2 separate regions of the Homo sapiens genome follow, and region 1 is linked to region 2. Evidence: chromatin contacts called from ENCODE Hi-C data. All regions are on one chromosome and are shown on one strand. Each heading gives the region's core, a stretch centred on a gene start or an enhancer-like site at or near the end of the contact. The rest is flanking DNA. Distances are from core to core; before and after follow the strand shown.

Region 1 (5,913 bases), core at 1,761-4,260, 84 kb before region 2:
TCAGCTCTAGTACAGAGAATGAACAGGTTTTTAGAAAGTGAATAGTTTCTGAAGAACTTCCAAACCTTGGTTGTGGGAACCTGAACAAGTAGCAAGGCAGTTGGGTGGCCACTCTTGTGGACTGCTACTTGTATATAGGGACATCTTCCTTCCTTCCCCGATACCTGATGGGACAGCTTCAAAGACTCCACAATTGGCTGAGCCCAGTGGCTCATGCCTGTAATCTCAACATTTTGGGAAGTTGTGGTGTGGAGATTGCTTGAGCCCAGGAATTCAAGACTAATCTGGGCAACATAGGGAGACCTCATCTCTACAGAAAATAAAAAAATTAGCCAGGCATGGTGGCCTGTGCCTGTAGTCCTAGCTACTGGCGAGGCTGAGGTGAGGTGGGAGGATCACTTGAGCCTGAAAAGTCAAGGCTGCAGTGAGCCGTAATGTGCCACTGCACTCCAGCCAGGGTGACAGAGTGAGTCCCCGTCTCAAAGGCAAGCAAGCAAGCAAACAAAAACAAAAACAAAACCCTCCACAATTATGAGGCTGGTGGAGAGATCTCCATTTCCTTCTCTATCCCCTGCTTCTCCCTGGGAAAGGTGGAGGAACAGTAATGTTCTGCCATCTGTTCCTAGCTGTTCCTTTGAGTTTCTTGATGCCATGGACACTTGTCTGTCTTTCCAAGTTGAAATGATCCATCCTGTACAGATTCCTGTGTGCCCTTGCTGGATTCAGGGCCACTGTCAGTTGACACAAGGCTCATAAGAGAGAATGGATTTTTGCATTATACAGAATTAGGGTTCCTGTCCCAGCTCTGCATGTCTCTGAATGACCTTGGGCAAATCACTTTGCCTTTATGGGCCTCAATGTTCTCATAATGTAAAATGATTAGCTTAGGTAGGGCCTCTGTGGCAACTCCAATTACATGGTATTTTCTGCTGGGGGCATCGTGTAGAAAAGATCTATTGGGCCACATTTTGGCTCAATAATTGATTAGTGATGTGTGCCAAGGTAGGGGTGAGGCACTACATCACCCATCACATTTTTGCCATCCCTAAGTGAAATGCTCTATTAATTATTACTGAGTTTCTTTGATGCTATAGTGTTATATGACTGCTGCTAAGATCTCAACTTACTCTCACTTTTTAAAATATGTATTTGCCCTTGTGCCAATGAGAATGAAGAAAAGGAATAGAAGAAAGTGATCCTCCAAACTGGTACTGTGCTTTGGGTAATGAAGACCCAGAAATCTGGTCCACTGCTTCTCTATGAACCATAGCATTTTAATTTACTGCAGAAACTGGAGATAAATTCTTTTGTGAAGTAGAGCTCTTCCTTTTCTTGTCCAAAATGGAGAAAATAAATGCTTATCTCCTTTGTATCACACCTTTTTATAGGCCATTACAGACAAAATTCTGATTTAAAAAATGACTTTCGGTGGGAGGCAGTGGCTCACGCCTGTAATCCCAGCACTTTGGGAGGCCAAGGCGGGCCGATCACGAGGTCAGGAGATCAAGACCATCCTGGCTAATATGGTGAAACCCCGTCTCTACTAAAAATACAAAAAATTAGCCAGGCATGGTGGTGGGCACCTGTAGTCCCAGCTACTCAGGAGGCTGAGGCATGAACCCGGGAGGTGGAGCTTGCAGTGAGCCGAGATAGTGCCACTGCAGTCTGGCCTGGGCAAAAGAGTGAGACTCCATCTCAAAAAAAAAAAAAAAAAAAAAGACTTTCAAATATTATTTAATAAAAAATTTAATTAAAAAAACAATGTAAAGATTCTCATTCTGAAATTTAAGACCATGGGAAAACTAAAGTTAAAGAAACCAATGAAATATATTTATGTAACTTTTTGAAAGAATAAAAATAATTCTAGGGATCTAATATGTTGCATAGTGACTATATTATACAATCTGTATAGTATATTTGAAACTTGCTAAGAGAGTAAATCTTAAGTGTTCTTGACACACACACACGTACATACACACGTGTAATTAGGTGAGGTGATGGATGTATTAACTAGCTTGATTGCGGCAATCATTTCATTTCACAATGTATACATATATCAATACTTTCAATGCATACAATTTTTATTTGTCAATTATATCCCAATAATGCTGGAACAAAATAATTATAAGAAGGACTGTGGAAACTTTTCCATTTCATGACATGTGTGTCTGAGAAGAGTGCCTGAGAGGACTGAACCTTTAAATACAAACACATGTTGGGCATCCATAATCTGAAAATCCAAAATCCAAAATGCTCCCACACCCAACACTTTTTGAATGCTGATATCACTCCACTTGTGAACAATTTCACACCTGAACTCACCATTTTCCCTCACTAAAAAATCACACCAAAAGGCAGTAATGTTCTCCAGGTTTATAAGATAGGCTCAGAGACTAGAGCAGGGTCAGCTTTATGGGCCTGGAAGATAGGCGCTTTCCCTGATGGAATCTCACCCTTCACACAATTCATTGGCTGTCTCTACTGACATCTTCAGCCTTGATCTCTCTCTCAGCTCTAGGACCTCATATCCAGTGTAGAATGACAGCAAGGCTAACTCATGAAACTGGCACCTGCCAGAAATTAGGGGTGCCAAAATAAATAAGATAGGAACTATGATGGACTTATAGTTAGACAAGAAAACTTGTTGGTATGAGAGAAATAAACACACAATATAGTGGGGAGCACAGAGAGGCACCCCTTACAATTCAATAACTTTAAATATATCCCAACTTAAAGTAATTAACTCTGTCTTCACCAGAACCCATACCTCAAGAAACTAAAAGCAGTTGACATGTGAACTATGGGGACCTGACCTGACATGTGAACTATGGGTTGTTCAAGGCAACCCTCTGCTATAAAGTCCCTGCAGATCTCTTTGAAGGCCAGGTGAAAAAGCAAAGCCCTAGAATGAAATTCAGAAGAACTGTAATTTTAGTTCTGATTCTGCCTCTAACTGTATAGCCTTAGGCAAGTCACTTGGTTTCTTCATGCTTCTGTGAAACAAGCACTTAGAATGAAAAAAGGGAGAGGGGTTGGCACCCATGACAGAACAAAAGAGTCTCAGAGGCAGACATTGGCAGTACCCAAGCACTATTCAGACAGGGAACCTTTGCCAAAGGACATCTAGCAGGCAGTTCCTAGTCCTGGTGGTACACAAGCATATATTAGCCCAGTAGTTCAAAATTCAGATTTTTTATTAAAATCACCTGGGCAGATTTTGAAGATAAACCTGTGCCCAGGCTGAAACCTAGAATAATCAAATCAAACTCTTTGGGAGTTGAGAAACACTGCTTTAGCCTGCTGTCAATGGACATTGAATGCCTCACTTCTGATTTCATGCTCACCAAGCAATCTTCTCTGATTAACATTTGGCTGCCCACACAGATTCGTTTAACAGGGATAAAAATGTGTGGGTTAAAATGACTTTGAATATTCTTGGTCCCTGTGGTATTTCTAAATCACACTAAGTTCATGAATTGGCATTCTCTTTTCCATACCCCCATTCCATGAGCAGAGTTAATGTGAGTCAGGTCCTGAGAGCTGGACCATCTGTCAGTGTGGGGACACATCGGGTAAGTAAGCTGGCAAGGCTTGGACCAGAATCTGGGCCTTGGAGAGCTCATCAAGCTAATGAATACCAAGCGGTTAGGCCTCTCAAGAGGTGGGCTGCTACTGTTCCCACGAGAAAAGTGTGTGTGCCCATTAATTGCTTTGTGCATGGGTAGAGCTAGTGAGTGTGCCTTACCCTCCCACAACTTAAGGCAAGATTTCCATTTCTATTTCTCTTATTCCTTATGTAAACAATCTTTTTTTTTTAAATGAAGGCTTGAACCACTTAATCTAGGTTGGTGTGAATGTAACTGTGGTTTTTGCCATAATATATATAATATATATTATATAATTATATAATTTTTATATTACATATTGCTTATATTATATATATATAAATAAAATATAAGGTTCTTCCCCTGCAGTTACCATCTACAATTGGTTTCAGTATTTCTAAAGAGGATTCTCATGCACTTCTGAAAGGAGTTTGATTCTCTCCAGAATTTTCCCAAGTCATTTCACAGTGTTCTCTAATAAACGCTGTCTTTTTAAAAAGAAAATAAGCATGGCGTTTTGTCCTCAAACTGGCCACCCACTGTCCTACTGAGTCAAAATATATTCATGAAATACAGTTGTATTTTGCAGAGGTATAATTCACAGAATTCTCAAGGATAGATATATCTGGAGAAATTGTATCCCAAATAAAATTCAAATTTCTCACTCTTCTCAGAATTTATTATTGTCCAAGAGTGGCCACAGGCTGAGCAGGTTTTTCCTGCCAGATAATATAGTTATCTTTTTTTTAAGTTGTGGTAAAATGTACATAAACATTGATTATACCACTGTAAACATTTTTAACTGTAGTGGTTAACAGAATTAAGTACATTCACAGTGTTGTGTAACCATCACCACCATCCATCTTTAGAACTTCATCTTCCCAAACAGAAGCTCTATACCCATTAAAAATCTTCATTCTTCTCTCTAGTAAGCCCTTGGCAACCATCATTCTACCTTTTGTCTCTATGAATTTGACTACTCCAGGTACCATATTTAAGTGGAAACTTACAATATTTGTCCTTTAGTGACTGACTTGTCTTTAAGATTCATCTATGTTATAGTATGTGTCAGAATTTCCCTTCCTTCCTTCCTTCCTTCCTTCCTTCCTTCCTTCCTTCCTTCCTTCTTTCCTTCCTTCCTCTCTTTCATCTTTCTTTGTTCTCACCCTGTCGCCCAGGCTGGAGTGAAGTGGCACGATCACGGCTCACTGCAGCCTCAACTTCCTGGGCTCAAGCAATCCCTCCTCTTCAGCCTCCCAAGTAGCTAGGACTGCAGGCATAAGCTACCATGCCCAGCTAATTTTATTTTATTTTTTTAGAGACAGGGTCTCGCTATGTTGCCCAGGCTGGAAATTTTCTTCTTTATTTAAGGCTGAAGAATATTCTGTTGTATGTATATATCACATTTTGTTTATAAATTCATCCGTAGATTGACATTTGGACTTTTCTACCATTTGTCTATTGTGACTATTGCTGCTATGAACGTTGATATACAAAGGTTGAGTCTTGCTTTTAATTCTTTTGGTATATACCCAGAAGTGGAGTTGCCGGATTATATGGTAATTCCATGTTTAAATTTTTTAGGATCTGTCATACTGTTTTTCAGTGACTTCACCATTTTACATTCCCACCAGCAACGCACAAGGGTTCCATTTTCTCCACATCCTTGCCAACACGTGTTATTTTCTGTTTTCTGACAATAATCATTCTAATGGGTGTGAAGTGGCATCTTGTGGCAGTTTTGATTTGCAGTTCCTTTATGATTAGAAATGTTGAGCATCTTTTCATGTGCTTATTTAGCCATTTGCATATCTTCTTTAGAGAAATGTCTATTCAAATATTTGCTCATTTTTGAACTGGGTTATTTGTGTATTTGTTGTTGAGTTGTAAAAGTTATTTAGATATCCTGGATATTAATCCCTTATCAGATATGTGATTTGCAAATATTTTCTCCCATTCTGGTGGGTTACCTTTTTACCTTGTTGATGGTATTCTTTGATGCACAGAAGTTTTTAATTTTGATAGTGTCCAATTTATCTATTTTTTTCTTTTGTTGCTTGTACTTTTGGTTTCATATCCAAGAAATCATTGCTAAATCCAATACAATGAAGGTTTTGCCCTATGTTTTCTTCTAAGAATTTTATAGCTTTAGCTCTTATGTTTTGGTCATTTTTATATATGGCAGAAACTAAGGGTTCAACTTCATTCTTTTGCATGTGGATATACAAGTTTCCCAACACTATTTGTTGGAAAGACTGTCCTTTACCTATTGAATGGTCTTGGCCCCCTTGTTGAAAATCATTTGACC
Region 2 (5,865 bases), core at 2,561-5,060:
CCCTGCCCTGGAATCCATAGTCAGTGCCTTCAAAACCCACCCTCATTGGAATCCTACATTATTTCGATTTGCACACCCTAATAATTCAGGCCATTCATTGACCCTCAATGCCAATAAGCCTCTGCGCTTGTCCTTCTTTTTTAAAAATATAATTTATTTGTTTTAATAAAAGTAGAGATGGAGTCTTGCTATGTTGCCCAGGCTGGCCTTGAACTCCTGGGCATAAGTGATCTTCCTGCCTTGGCCTCCTAAAGTGCTGGGATTACAGGCATGAGCTACTGCACCTGGCCATTGCCCTTCTTAATGATATATACCCAACAAGGTTTGTTCTGCTATAAATGAATCATGGATCACCCTATGATATGATCAAACACACGGAGTGCTCATGCAGAAAACATCTCCCCAACAGACCTGCCCAGGTGTCTAGAATTTCTAATACGATGCCTGTACATCTCTCCAGAACAATGCGAACATGACATGGGAGCATATTAACATCCTCATGAACACACTAGTTTATCCAGGCAGCTGAGAAGAAGGCCTAAGTGTAAAACATGGCTCTAGTCAGATGGCCTGTCTGGCACATAGGCAGAGACTCTAATAGGCACTACTCTGAGATACAAGCATTCATGACCCAAGAAGGACACAGAAAAGGGCAGAGATATTTGGTCAAGTTGAAAAAGGAAGACCCAAAACTTAGCTTGCCATGTAACACTTTCTGAGAATTAGAAATCTAACACTTTCTAGTCATTTGATTTATATAATTTCTAACTCCACAAACTCTCTTAATCTGATGATTTTAAGATGCCCATTCTTATTGCTGCTCATTTAGTTTTTTTCATCCTCTCATTCACTGTCTCAGACCCACTCTTATTTCTTTTCCTTGTCTCTAAAATCTTTTAAACATGCTCTTTTCCCTCAGGATTTTCCTGATTTTTACTTCTCCAACTCTCCTTGAATGTGAGATGTTGTTGGTAAAGAAAAAAAAAAAGACAGGGAAAAAAGATTTCAAGTTGGAATTCATTATTTGTCTGCTCTACTATTGTGTGTGTGTGTGTGTGCATGTGTGAGAAACTTTGAGACAGAGAGAAAAAGGAAACAGACAGAAAGGTTAATTGATTCTGTATTTTCCTTAAAGAGAATTAGAAGTTCACTGTGTTATGTAATTATATAATATAATTGGATTTATTTTTTTCTTTCACTTTTTTCTTTTCTTTTTGTCCCTCCCTTTTCCTTAAGTTGCTTTGAATTACAATAAAGGCTAAACAATCTGCCTTTGTATGCAATTTGTGCACAAGCTGCCAAGCTGGCTGCCAGGTTTAGTCCTGATGTGATCAAAAATGGTTGGGTTACAAAGCCACTGAAAAAACCGGTTTTCTACAGGAAATAGAAATTTATTAAAATCAGGCCTCCCCAAATGCCCTGGCTGTTAGGCTGGCAGCCTGCCAGGTCAGCAGGGCTGGAAGAGAAGGAGATGAGCAGATGTGATCGTGCAGCCCCTACTCAAGCCAGGCGGGAGGCGGGAAGCACTGCAGGGTCCTAGAGAAGCAACTGTCATACAAACAAAAGAATCTCCATCAAGAACACCAGAATTGTGGTTTCCCAATCCCTGACATTTTTAGGTGTTCTGGGGTGTGCCATTTGGATTCTGGCCATTCATGGGCTCCCAAATTATATTTCAAAATCTCTGATTTTTCCCAGCAGAATAAAATGTTAATACCCTTACAGGGTCTTGGGTTCTAACGTCAACAAAGATCCTTAACTTCTTTGAGCCTCAGTTACCTCATCTCTACATGGGGAATAATACCTACCCCATGAATTGTGAACTTAAATGAAATAACAACTGAGAACTGATAAGTATTGCCATTGTTATCTCCTTCCACCACAGGATGGGCTATCCCAGGCAACTGGCTGCCTCTCATTAACCACTGGTTTGGACGCTGCTTTGGTTCAGGGCACAAGGCCTAAAGAGGCACTGGCCTGGCTCTCCTGGGTTTCTTCTGACACTGTGATAACAGCTGACACTTACTCAGGGCTTACTTGAATTTGGACCAGCAATTGCTCTAGGTGCTTTAGAACTATTAATTCATTTAATCCTCACATAAAACTTCTTAGTGGTTACTACTCTTATCAGATTAGGAACCAGGACACAGAGAGTTGTTGCCCACCCAACGGCCAGTGTTTGGTGGTGTTCAGAGGGGAGTCCAGGCAGTGTGGCTCCAGAGCTGTGCACTTGAATGCAGTGCTGTAGAACCCAAACTCTTTCTTGTTGAAAGAAGGAAGTTTTTAATGTGTACTTTTCAGAGCATTACCATCTAATGCAGTGCTGGGGATTTGGGAAACAGATAAAAGACAGATACTGCAGGAGTAATAAGGGATTGGGGAGGAGACGCAGCTCAGATTGTTCCAGGGTGGGGAGCAAGCACATCTTGCGATCAGACTTTCACTGGGATGAAGTGCCTTGGCAAAAGTCTAGGGGTCAGAGCCCACTACATTTCCCCAGGCCTGGTCTCTTCCCCACTTCCCAAGCTTCCCGCCTAGCTCCACTCCTCTTAAGTTTTCTGAGCAGCCTTTGTGCCTAATTCTCTTGCCTCCTCTTTCCACCATCTTCACACACAATAATTCTAGCTAACATTTATTGAACCTGATACTGTGTGAAGCACTTTATATGCATTTTATTATTTAACTCCAATAATGACGCTGTGAAATATTATTCTTTTCTCCATTTTACAATGAGGGAGGTAAGGCTCAGAAAGCCTCTGTAATTTGTCTAGGATCACATCACATAGCTTGGCGCACGGGTCTGAACTGAATCTGGCTGAATCCAGAACCCAGCTTTTTCCATTTGGATTCAGATTAAAATGGATATTAAGTTTGGCCCTGGCAGGAAAAAATAGTCAGTCAGCCTGTCTGTGGGGATCTCAACTTATTAGCAATATCTTTTCCCATTCAAAATGTCTTAATCCTTTATTTTAGTAAATGGGTCCATCATCCCTCATGTCAACCAGAATCCCTGACTCCTCTCTCCTGGAGTCCAATTCATCACCAAGTCTTCTACGCAACCTGGAATCCATCCGCTTTTTGTCTTCTCTCTGCTCTGCCCTTGGCAGGTCTCCATCACTTCTCATGTGGTTCCTGTCTCAAGCATGGTCTGGCCCCTGCCTCTTTCTCTTACCTCATTTCTCTTATCTCTTGCCCATCAATTCTGCAATGCAGTTATAGCCAACTATTTTCAGGTCTTCTCAGGTGTTGTGTCCCCTCACCTGTGTCTGGTAGGTTGCAAGGCAAGCTGTTCCCTTGGCCCATGCACTCTTCCCCAATTCCCTTTATTGCCCAGTTAACTCCATTTATTATTCAGAGCTCAGATTAAATGCTGCTTCATGCAGGGAGCTTTTCCTGAGCTCTTAAATCTGGATTAAGTGTCCTCCTGCCCCCATGACTCCCAACCCAGCTTGAACTTCACCCATCACACCACTTCACTTTATTCCAACTCAATAAATATTTATTGAATATGTACATAAATGAGTGAATAAACAAAAGAATGAGCCGATGGTCCCTTGTCCCCTTCAAAGTCACTGCTGTTGGTCAGGAGTGAGAAAGTAAAACCTAGACTTGAAGTTCCTGAAGAATAAAAATGGAGTATCCGCTCTTCTGTTTGTTCTCTGCTATGACTGCCATATTCTCCAATTTACAAACACATTGATTCAAACACCAAAAATGTATGAGGCCAATCCCTTATCCTACCTCAGTTCCAGCCAACCGTAGCTGGGAATGGTGATCACTGCATCAGATGAGCAATATTTACTCTGCTACACTTCCTCTTATTAAATCATAACACCAGAAAAAAAGATTAAGCAACAAAAAAGAACAAAAATACTTGTATACACCAATGAGAACACATAGAATGATTCTGCCTCCACCACGAAAGCACCGTTGTCACTGCCTTCTCTTCTCTGCTGTCCATGTAGATGCATTACAAAGGGACTTGAAGGCCACATTTAAATAATTATTGAGTAGCTAGTACATGTCAGACACTGGTGAAGGTGCAAGGGCTACAGCACTGAGGAAAACAGAATTCCAGTCTGTATGGAACATAAATTCTAGAGCCAGGAGAAATGAAGGCAGATCTCCAAATATGGTTATTATGATCAATTTTTTAAAAAAAGATCTATACACATTAAAAATTAGAAGTGTCTTACTTTTTACCAAATAGACAAAGAACCTGTCTTGGCATAACATTTGGGGGCAAGTTGCTTCTAGTTATCTAGGACAGGCCTATCCTTTCACAATTCACATTGCATAGTAATGATCTATTATTATTATTATTATTTTTTAAATTTATCAAAATGTTTATAAATGTTTAAATGTTCTTTTTTTCTTTTTTTTTTAATTATTATTATACTTTAAGTTTTAGGGTACATGTGCACAATGTGCAGGTTAGTTACATATGTATACATGTGCCATGCTGGTGTGCTGCACCCATTAACTCGTCATTTAGCATTAGGTATATCTCCTAATGCTATCCCTCCCCCCTCCCCCCACCCCACAACAGTCCCCAGAGTGTGATGTTCCCCTTCCTGTGTCCATGTGTTCTCATTGTTCAATTCCCATCTATGAGTGAGAACATGCGGTGTTTGGTTTTTTGTCCTTGCGATAGCTTATTGAGAATTATGATTTCCAATTTCATCCATGTCCCTACAAAGGACATGAACTCATCATTTTTTATGGCTGCATAGTATTCCATGGTGTATATGTGCCACATTTTCTTAATCCAGTCTATCATTGTTGGACATTTGGGTTGGTTCCAAGTCTTTGCTATTGTGAATAGTGCCGCAATAAACATACGTGTGCATGTGTCTTTATAGCAGCATGATTTATAGTTCTTTGGGTATATACCCAGTAATGGGATGGCTGGGTCAAATGGTATTTCTAGTTCTAGATCCCTGAGGAATCGCCACACTGACTTCCACAATGGTTGAACTAGTTTACAGTCCCACCAACAGTGTAAAAGCCTTCCTATTTCTCCACATCCTCTCCAGCACCTGTTGTTTCCTGACTTTTTAATGATTGCCATTCTAACTGGTGTGAGATGGTATCTCATTGTGGTTTTGATTTGCATTTCTCTGATGGCCAGTGATGATGAGCATTTTTTCATGTGTCTTTTGGCTGCATAAATGTCTTCTTTTGAGAAGTGTCTGTTCATATCCTTTGCCCACTTATTGATGGGGTTGTTTGTTTTTTTCTTGTAAATTTGTTTGAGTTCTTTGTAGATTCTGGATATTAGCCCTTTGTCAGATGAGTAGGTTGCGAAAATTTTCTCCCATTTTGTAGGTTGCCTGTTCACTCTGATGGTAGTTTCTTTTGCTGTGCAGAAGCTCTTTAGTTTAATTAGATCCCATTTGTCAATTTTGGCTTTCATTGCCGTTGCTTTTGGTGTTTTAGACATGAAGTCCTTGCCCATGCCTATGTCCTGAATGGTAATGCCTAGGTTTTCTTCTAGGGTTTTTATGGTTTTAGGTCTAATGTTTAAGTCTTTAATCCATCTTGAATTAATTTTTGTATAAGGTGTAAGGAAGGGATCCAGTTTCAGCTTTCTACATATGGCTAGCCAGTTTTCCCAGCACCATTTATTAAATAGGGAATCCTTTCCCCATTGCTTGTTTTTCTCAGGTTTGTCAAAGATCAGATAGTTGTAGATATGCGGCGTTATTTCTGAGGGCTCTGTTCTGTTCCATTCATCTATATCTCTGTTTTGGTACCAGTATCATGCTGTTTTGGTTACTGTAGCCTTGTAGTATAGTTTGAAGTCAGGTAGCGTGATGCCTCCAGCTTTGTTCTTTTGGCTTAGGATTGACTTGGCGATGTGGG

The links. A loop is a pair of places that touch in the nucleus more often than their neighbours do. Pooled maps may share reads with other maps.
Region 1: a map of A673 shows a loop between it and region 2 (4-fold over the local background). The contact joins two enhancer-like sites. A Hi-C loop is called at or near these places in 3 of 168 maps with a recorded cell type or tissue (A673 and CD4-positive, alpha-beta T cell), 3 of 37 single-sample maps with no recorded cell type and 1 of 50 pooled maps.

What each region holds. Positions count from the first base shown.
Region 1 is chr1:64,360,963-64,366,875 of GRCh38, reverse strand. No RefSeq gene overlaps it. Among named protein-coding and RNA genes, the nearest start is that of CACHD1, 110 kb to the left of the region's middle. Within about 2 kb of position 3,010, at least 2 of the 41 ENCODE cell types and tissues checked have a DNase peak (open chromatin) inside an H3K27ac peak, as active enhancers do.
Region 2 is chr1:64,278,101-64,283,965 of GRCh38, reverse strand. No RefSeq gene overlaps it. Among named protein-coding and RNA genes, the nearest start is that of UBE2U, 77 kb to the right of the region's middle. Within about 2 kb of position 3,810, at least 2 of the 41 ENCODE cell types and tissues checked have a DNase peak (open chromatin) inside an H3K27ac peak, as active enhancers do.